Regions from separate parts of the Homo sapiens genome. Here region 1 is linked to region 2. The links are chromatin loops, found by intact Hi-C in ENCODE. Cell type or tissue: mammary epithelial cell. All regions are shown on one strand.

Region 1 (5,000 bases), 58 kb before region 2:
ATTTTAAAAGATAAATGTTATATGTATTTTATTACAAAATAAGTAGATAGATTAAAAATAAAACAAAATAAATGAAGGAATGCATACATACATACATACTTAAACCAGTAGGAGGGACATGCCAGAGATGGTGAGCTCAGTTTTAGCTTTCTTAGGCTTGAGGCATTTGTGGAACATTGTGGTGGAACTGGATTTAGGTGCCAGGAGCTCAAAAGAGCGTTATAGCTGTCAGGGCTGTAAATACATTGCCTCAGCCCACCCATTTTGGAGAGCTGGGAAGGTAGGAACTGGGGCAAAGCCCTGTATTAGTTTCCTGGGGCTGCTATAACAGAGTACCACAAGTTGGAAGGCTTAAAGCAACAGGAATGTCCTGTCTTCCTAACTTCCAGATGTTAGAAGTCCAATAACAAGGAGTTGGTTCCTTCTTAGGATGTAAGAGAAGGATCTGTTCCAGGCCTCCCTCCTTGGCTTGTAGACATCTGTCTTCTCTCTCCCTGAGTCTCTTCACATACTCATCCTTCTATGGGTGACCGTATGCAAATTGCCCCTTTTTATAAGGACACCAGTCATATCGGATTAGGGATCACCGTAAGGACCTCAAGACCTTATCTCCAAATAAGACCACATTCTGAAATACTGGGGGTTAGGGCTTCAACGTATGAGTTTTAGGTAGGAACGCAATTCACCCCCTAACAAGCCCATTTCCTGAATTTCCCTTTTCTGAATGGCAGCAATTTTAACGATCCTCCAGTTGCAGTAGTAATCAGCTGCACAGTTCTGTCCCATCCTACGTAGAGGGAATTTAGGGGTACTTACCCCCAAAACCACTCTGGAGCTTCCGTCCATTCTTCTGCAATCTCTCAGAATAACATGGACTTAGGGAGCTGACTAAGAGTCATCTGCCTGCAGTCATTTTCAAATAACATTGTTATTGCAATTACCAAGTTGAGAAAAGCCTGCCCAACCACTACTTGGGCAATTGATAAGGTAATGAAAAAAACAAACAGATTTACTTTTTTATGTGAAGACAAAATGTTTGTAGGAAGCAGCTCTCACATTCTTTGTAAGCAGCTCTGCTCTGTGGATTTTCTCAGCATCTTTGACCAAGCCTGGCTTGTGACCATCTTGTTTTCCTATGGTAGTTCATTCTCTGTTTCTGTGGTGGGACACTGTGCCAAGAGAACTCGCTCAAGACCAAGAGACAGATCAGGCTGTTGTTCCACATTTTCTTTCCACTAAATCACAGTTTTCTTTCAAGGGAAGGTGGCTGTTGTGAAGCTGTCAAACTAGCTGTTAAATGGGTTGAAGTGAAGGCTCCTATTAACAACAGCAGCTATCTCTGTCACATTCAAGTTCTGCAGACAGTTACAAGGCAATTTGGTCCTGATAGGTGGGCTATTAAAAATAACAAAAGGCAAGAAGAATGAGAGAGGAACACCCTTTTTACTTCCTGGTTTCAAAACTAAGGGGGCAACTGAATATTTCACACATGGACCTAGCCTGCAGTTAGTGTGGCCTTCATAATCTCACAGGGACAAGGCATCCTCCCTCCCTGGGTGTTTTCCTTTAGCCAGGTCTGGGAATGGAAGGTGGCAGTGGGGGAGACAGCAACAAGGTCTCTATCAAGTTCAAGGTGGCCAAAGAGTTCTGAATGCTGATCATAATTGGAAACAGTGTCACTGGTGAGGGCAGTATGTGTGCTGTGTGTGTGTGGTTGTGGGGAGCGGGTGGGGGGCAGTGATGATGCCCTCTGCATGAGAAAAAGCAGTGTGGACAGTTTTACAGTGTCATATCCAAGACTGTGAAGGTTAGACGACAGACAACCGGAAGAGAATTAAAGGGAAATTATCTCTCAGCTTAAGGGAGCCCCAACTTAAATTGGATTTGTGAGTTAACATTTGCCTTACTGTGGGAGTTACATACCCGTACAGGGCCCTGATAGGAGCCTGGATACCTAACCCCTCGTGTCATGGTTTGGAAAATCAATTAGCCAGTGAAGGACCCGGCCTTGCGTAGACTCAGCAGAGGAGAAACTGCTGCAACCCAGGCAGTCTGCACCTCTGACCAGCAAGAATGGACACATTTTTCTTCTGTTGAAATAGATTCAGAGTCCCATTTTGCCTGTGCTTAATGAATTCATATATAACATGATCCTTACCCCAGCTTCTTCTGTAATCACTAAAATGTGAGCCTCCTTCCATCAGCCCTCACATCGTATTAGAGCAACTCATCCAAATTGGCAGCCCACATTAACCACATGCCTGCCTGTGGGTTTTATTGCGAATGGGGGCAGGTGATTTGTACTGTTGCGAGGAACATTGCACAGACAGATTCCTTCTTTACTACCCTCAGGTTTGGAAATTCCAAAGTCAGGGAGGAGGAGAAGAGTCTTTGCCCACAGGATCTTGGCTTGGTCTCCACCCCATCCAGACAGCTGTCTCTTTAATATAATGCTTTGTCTCTCCTGGAAAAGACAAAGCTCTTTTCCCTTGGTGAGGCTTCTGCTGGTCATATCAATTGCAGTTTTAATGTAGGGAAAAAATACAGTGAGAAAGAGATTAGGCAGGAAAAAATAGCTCTTTTTCTCTGTGTTTTTCTTGGCAGATATGTCTAGGAATGCATTGGAGACCTTCTGCCGTACTTCGTTATGCAGGACAGTAAGCAGAGTGGTTAGGGACATGGGCTTTGGAATCAGGCCACTGTGGATTGCCAGACCAGCTCTCCGTTCTTCTCTTGTCCAGCTGTGAGACTTTTTTTTTTAAAAAAGACGGCTCTATTTAGATGCATATAACATAAAACTTACCATTGTAAAGTATACAATTCAGTGTTTTCTAGTATATTCACAGAGTTGTGAAACCATCACCACTGTCTAATTCTAGAATATTTTTATCACCCCGAAAGAATCTTCATAACATTAGCAGTCACTCCCCTTGCCCCATCCCCCCAAGCCCTGGCAACCAGTCTCTTTCAGTCTCTACAGATTTGCCTGTTTTAGACATTTCATATGAAAGGAATCATGTGATATGTGGCCTTTGGTGACTGGTTTATTGCACTTGGCATAATATTTTCAAGGCTTATTCATGTTGTACCATGTGTCAGTACTTTCTTCCTTTTTGTAGCTGAATAATCATTCATTTCATGGATCTATCACATCATGTTTATCCATTCCATCAGTTCATTGACATTTGTGCTGTTTCTACTTTATGTCTATTCCGCGATGGTTAATGATGTTGAGCATCTTTTCATCTGCTTATTGGCCATTTGTCTTTCTGTGTCTGTCAGTCTGGGCTGCTATAACAAGAATCCCATAGGCTGGGTGGCTTAAACAACAAACACTTGTTTCTCACGTAAGTGGTGGTTGGGAAGTCCATGATCAGGATGCCAGTATGGTTGGGTTCTCGTAAAAACCCTCATCCTGATATCCTCACATGGTAGAAAGAGAATGAAAGGAAGCAAGGTCTCTTGGGTCTCTTCTTAGAAGGTCTCTAATCCCATCATGAGTATTCAACCGTTATGACCCAGTCACCTCCCAAAGACTCCACCTCCTAATATCATCACATTGTGGATTAGAGTTTCAACTCTATATGACTTTGAGGGAGGGGGACACACAAACATTCAGTCCACAGTGGTATCTTCTGTGGAAAAATGTCTATTCAGATCCTTCAGCCCTCACATCGTATTAGAGCAACTCATCTAAATTGGCAGCCCACGTTAACCACATGCCTGCCTTCGGGTTTTATTGGGAATGGGGACAGGTGATTTATACTGTTGAGAGGGACATTGCACAGAGAGATTCCTTCTTTACTACCCTCAGGTTTGGAAATTCCAAAGTCAGGGAGGAGGAGAAGAGTCTTTGCCCACAGGATCTTGCCTTACTGCAGGAGTTACACACCAGTACAGGGCCCTGATAGGAGCCCGGCTATCTAACCTCTCGTGTCATGGTTTGGAAAATCAATTAGCCAGTGAAGGACTGGGCCTTGCATAGACTCAGCAGAGGAGAAACTGCTGCAACCCAGGCAGTCTGCAATCCAGGCAGTGTGCACCTCTGATCAGCAAGAATGGACACCTTTTTCTTCTGTTGAAATAGACTCAGACTCTTTAATTGGGTTACTTATCATTTTATTGCTGAGTTTCCAGGGTTCCTTATAAATTCTGGATACTAGATCCTTATCAGATATATGACCCACAGATATTTTCTCCCATTCTGTGTGTTTTCTTCTTAACTTTTTTAAACCTGAATTTCCTCACTTGAACAGAGAAAATACCAGTATAACCTCCCAAATTTCATGGAGAGAGTCAATGAAGTGATCCATTAGCGCACTTAGAGAAATGAATGTCTGGCACACATTAAGCTTACCTCAATAAGTCTTAGTTATTATTAGCTAGTATTGGCTGACTTGGATTTATTGTGAGACAGAGACAAGGTGTAAGCCCTCAAGTCATAATTGTACATCTGACAGGTGTGATGTGAAAGGTTCAAAGTGCTTTGATTGAACTAACATGTTATTCCTAGGATGATTGGAGCAATTTTATTTGAGGGACTACATTTTTATTCTGAATAGATTTCCTAGTTCTAGATATTAAATACTAAGTCTTGGCCAGTATTGGGGTCTGCTATTCTCCACGTATCTATATTTACAGTTCTTTCTGATTCTATCTAGACAGCTAGTTACCTATCTATCAAGAAGGTGAGTCTATGAATAATAGGATAGAAATAGCCAAGTTCTGGGGCAAGTACTCAGAATTGGCACCCTCTTACCTGAAGCCAAATCAGGAAAGAGTAGAGCTCCAATTTCACAAGATGTTCATCCACTATATGTAAAACCTACTCTCATGTCTCTCTGTTGTTGCTTAAACTGCTTTCTTCAACCAGAGACCTGGTGATTTCCTCTACAGTGATTCTTTTAAGGCTGCTTCTAAATACATTGATATAAGAACCAGGCTCCAGTTTGCCTTAATATCAGTAATAGTGGAAGCAGTGGCATTTATCAAGTGCTCAC
Region 2 (5,000 bases):
TTACCAAAGCACTGTCAAACTCCCTATTTTTGGAGATGGAATACATGATGTTACAATGTTTTTACACATTCACTATTGAATTGTACTTTATTTAAATAAAACAACATTGGGGAAGGAATCATTAAGTATATCAAACTGGCATCTTTCAGGTGGTATTTCCATGTGCTGAGTTACTGAAATGAATGCAAAGATGATCAGGGATTTTCACTGTATTCCTGAAGATACAGATGGTATCCAACATCTCCTCAATGAAGCCTTTGGCTCTGTTTTTCGTAAGGTTCCCACTCTGTTCATATGAAGTAGTGTATCTTAAATATAAACCTATCATCAGGTTTAGCAAATCAATACCATAAGAGTGTGAAATGTTCCCCAGAACTCTCTACAAGGGCATTTCACAGTAAAAGCAATTGAAAAAGAAGCTGCAATGGAATATCTTATGAGATAGCCATTTAGATCACAAAAGGGCCATAAAAGTCACAAGCAGTTTGTGTGAAGCAAGGTTCATAATATAACCATACAGGACTGGAAAGAAAGAGGAAAATTGCAAACCAATTTGTGGTTATAGCTTTTTCTGTCAATTCTACTGGGATTTAAAACTTGTAAAAGGTAGAAACTTCTGCCAGCTTACATTATGTAGAGAGACTGTGATAACCATAATCACAGTAGCCAAACAAACACCAATTATTTGAAGCCAATAAAGTCTTTATTAACTTCAAAGCAATTAGTGCTTCTTGGATTTATTAAGCCACAGAATGAGAAGATGCCACCCAAGACCATTTGTCAGCAACAAATTTGGGAGTCATCCCGGGATGCTTCATTTACACATTTCAAAATGGTTTTGCAATTGAAGGATGAATACTTTGAAGTTGAGTAGAAGAAAGAGCGGCCCTGCTTTGGGGAGCCCATAGAGGCTCCAAGATGGCACTCAGAAGCAGGCCCTGTTTGGTATTTAATGCTGTCAGACAACCTACCATGTCCATCATTTCAGGCTCTGCAGACCCAGCTAGCTTTCTCAAAGCAATTGCAGTAATAATTGCTGTCTATACTGAGGGCCTGCTGGGCACAACAATTTCTATATGCATCATCTCTAATCAGTTCATCAGCTCTGCAAGGCCTTATTCTCTTCTTATAGATGAGGAAACTGAGGCTGAGAAAAGTTAATTACTAGTAGTTGAGAATGGAACCCAAGGTTGCTTGGTTACCTCACTTGTGATCTTGCCAGGTTCCTCCTTCATTTGATGAGTCAGTTGATGGCCAGAGCCACACCACACACATTTTTCTACTTGAGTCACGTTGACATTACCAAATTGAGACTAATCTTCATGTCCTCTTAGACTGGAGGCAGGAGCTGACAGATCTCCTGGCTATATGTAATTCTGTATTTCTTGCTCTAGCTTTAAATTAATCTCTCCCAAACAGTAAGAAAACTAATTAGATTACAATTGCAAGTCTTTTAGCATGTATCTTTATGATTCACTGTTGATTATAAGCTGATGCACAGCCAGTCTATCCAGATCTTTATTTCCATCTGAGCAATAAAAGTAGTTTCTGGTTTCCCTTCAGTTAACATTTCTCTTTAAAGAGCAGCATTCCATTAATGAAGACATATGAAATGAAATTTTGTTGCTGCTGTACTCAATCTGATTTCTGCAAACAAATGAAAAGTATTACTGCCTCATTTAATATCATTAGGAAACCTGACATCTCATAATTATCTTTAGGTTGTAGTATAGCTGAGGCAAGAGTCCTAGTATTTTTGTGCCACTTGTGCATCACTGAAGTTCTTTCCTCAAGTGGCAAAACAGATTAGACCGGTGTTCTTGTCATCGGTCTATGTAGTCTTTCTGAGACCAGACGAAAATGTCTATTTCTGTGTTTTGCAAAATCTTCACTCACCCCAAGAATTCATGCCTGTAGAGCACTCTCAGCAGATCACTCACTAGTCGTAGCTTAGCTAAGAGTCTGGAACCCAGTAGGTATTATCCCCTTTCTTGGCTTATAAAAACCAAAGATGGGAGGAAACCCAGATTCAAGTTGTCCAGAGGAGTTCTGGAAGTCCCCAGGGCTCAAAGCCAGCTCTGAAAGATCCTACAAAATGAGTCACACTCTAGTACATGGAAGTCGGTGGGCATCCACTACTTGCTAAATTTATGGGCAGAAAGCACACTTTGCCTGAGTGTATGCTGCAGCATCATAGCCTTAGGCAGAACTGTGACACAAGAAGCTGGAGATGAGACAGACCTGAGCCATTCTGACACTGCTGTGTTTCTAACTCTGTGGCCTCAAACTAGTCTAGTTTCCTTCAAGAGCATCATGATTTTTACCGGCAAATGGGAATAAGTAAATGGAAGTTACAGTCTCTGCACTGGCTCCCTCACAAGGTCACTTCAAGGAACAAAGAGAGGATGTTCTTTGTCCAAATTATGTATAAGTGATAAGAGGCTATAAATTAACATGAGATTATTCTCATCATACAGTATCCAAAGAGGCAGGTAAAACATCAGGTCTCAACATGCCCTGGCCTACAGTAAACATTAGAAAATATCCTATGAATCTGGAAAATCTTTCACACTGAACTATACCAGCTTCCTTCATTAAAGGGGAAGCAAAGGCCAAAGGGGAAGCCCTGGTGGGGGCTGAAGTTGTGCAGGACACTTGCCATTTCTACACTGGAATGGAATTACTCAGGGGATAGCAGAAGCCCTCTGTGTTTCTGAGCCAGCCTAGGCCATTGTGAAATGTCCACTGTCCCAGCATTACCTCCCTGGCATAGAAACTAGTGATCACCTCAAATAGCCAGGGCCAATTAGCAACAGAACCTTGCCTGCAAGTCACTACATGTCCAAATGCTCTGTTCTCCATCCCCATTCACTACTGGCATTCTAAATGTCAAATTTCAATTGCGTTGGTCCCAAACCACGTATGTGTATCACAAATAAAGCAAGGACTCTTTGAGGCCTCTGGCTACTCAACCTGGAAAGATGTCTATCACCTTGCTAATCACTGACCTGAAGCTGATGAGGGTTTAAATAACACAGTGCTCCTGGTCCCATGGCCACTAAGGCAGTGCTATTTCTGCAGCTTCTGCTGGCTGACTTCAGATAGAGTCTTGGGATGAGTGATATTTTTGCAAACTGCAAATGCCTCTGAGTAATGGGTTTCATTCATTTCATCAAATACCACATTTTACAACTGGTTGTGCTAAGTGGACATTTAAGAATTCATATGCAGCCGGGCACGGTGGCTCACGCCTGTAATCCCAACAGTTTGGGAGGCCGAGGTGGGTGGATCACGTGAGGTCAGGAGATCGAGACCATCCTGGGTAACATGGTGAAACCCCGTCTCTATTAAAAATACAAAAAATTATCTGGGTGTGGTGGCACACGCCTGTGGTCCCAGCTACTCAGGAGGCTGAGGCAGGAGAACCGCTTGAACCTGGGAGGCAGAGGTTGCAGTGAGCCGAGATCACGCCACTGCACTCCAGCCTGGGTGACAGAGCGAGACTCTGTCTCAAAAAAAAAAAAAAAAAAAAAAAAAATTCATATACAAGCCATGTTTGTGATTTGCATTCTCAACACTGAGTTATTTCATAGTATCTGCCCATTGCAGTGCACTGATATTTTAAGTAATATCTCTGCTTCTTAGAGTAAAAATTTTAAAATGTGATGGTTATTATAGTCACTATAACCCATTTATCAGAGTGGTACAGTTATAAATTGTACTGCTCCAATTAATTTGTAACTTTAGTCACTATATAAACACAAATCACACCAACTAGCATCATCTTATTTGCATGTTTTACACAATTTTTATCATCTATAATGACTTACATTGTTGAAATAGATTTGTTAATGTTAGAAAGACAAAAGCAAATTACCTTGTTTTCTCTTGTAACTGTTAATAAGGTGAAGGCTGAAATGCATGTTTTTATTCTGCTGTAGGTATTATGTCATATTTGGGAAGGAGTGGGGTTCTCTTTCTGAAAATGCATTGGGAAATTCTGATTTTGACTGGGTGAGTGCTGGAGAACTAGTTCAGAACACCATTATGGGAAGAATCCACTCCAGAAAGAAAAGAGTGATGATCACAGTCTGTTCGGTCTTAAATCCAACAATTTGGACTGTTCATTTGCTACTTACATGTAATTGGGGCTTTATATTTTCTTTGTTGCTGTTGCTGCTACTGCTGATATCAGGAAACACGTCTTAGGCTAACGTCATCCTCAGTATGGCAGATATGTAGTAGACTCCACTGGGAGCCAAAAGACTAGCACTCTCCCACCAAATCTGCCTCCAACTCAGGATTTCACTGTTGTCAATTCCCTTTCCTCTCTGGGCATCAATTTATGCTCCTGCTGAGTGGAGGAATAGATGAGACATTCTCCAAGTTCAGCTCTAAAAAGTTTGATGGGAAATTTTATAAATTTGGATCTGCTTGTGAGGATGAATCATGGAACTGAAGGTACCGCTTAGGTTGAGATCAGGTATAGCCTGTGCAACTTAATCTTCTGAGAATTTCTCAGATTGGAAACAAGCTAGAATTATTCTGGATTTCCTGGGGATTCACAAGAAACTATAGGCCTGCTGAGAGGCTACTGCTCCTTTGTGGGTTTGAAAAGAATGATTTTCTTGGGCATCTACCACTCTATTTGTTGTTCCCTTTTGCATAATAGGAAGAGCTTTGGAGTGAGGTAGACCTAGATATGACTGCTAGCTCTTCCAATTATAACTTGTGATCACTGGCAAACTTACTTAAGCTACCTGAGCCTCAGTGTCTGGGAACCAGCTACACATTAAGAAGCCTTTCTTGCCCACCTTCCAGCATCAAACTCATAAACACAGTCTCTCTCCGGTTGGGTTAACTGGGTTCCAGCATTATTCCTATCTCTTCAAAGAATGACTGTGAAGATTGAGAACACTTGTGTGAAGTACTCAACCCCCCTACCACTGAGTAGTTGCTCAATAAATAGGTTCTTTTGTTCCTGTTTTCTGTTATTAGGG

The links. Peaks named below come from ENCODE experiments on the same cell type or tissue, not always from the same donor. Only the 100,000 strongest peaks of a DNase experiment are listed, where the experiment ranks them.
Region 1: a loop joins it to region 2, with 2.3 times the contacts of the local background. A loop is called at or near these places in 1 of 110 quality-filtered maps.

The regions. Positions count from the first base shown.
Region 1 is chrX:148,869,352-148,874,351 of GRCh38, forward strand. The region is part of intron 7 of AFF2 (ALF transcription elongation factor 2); the gene reads left to right. Among named protein-coding and RNA genes, the nearest start is that of AFF2, 370 kb to the left of the region's middle. In mammary epithelial cell, no CTCF peak of the experiment used is centred here; a DNase peak (open chromatin) is centred at 2,270; H3K27ac peaks cover 1,691 bases.
Region 2 is chrX:148,927,742-148,932,741 of GRCh38, forward strand. The region is part of intron 9 of AFF2 (ALF transcription elongation factor 2); the gene reads left to right. Among named protein-coding and RNA genes, the nearest start is that of AFF2, 430 kb to the left of the region's middle. In mammary epithelial cell, no CTCF peak of the experiment used is centred here; DNase peaks (open chromatin) are centred at 1,270, 2,110 and 2,790; H3K27ac peaks cover 1,427 bases.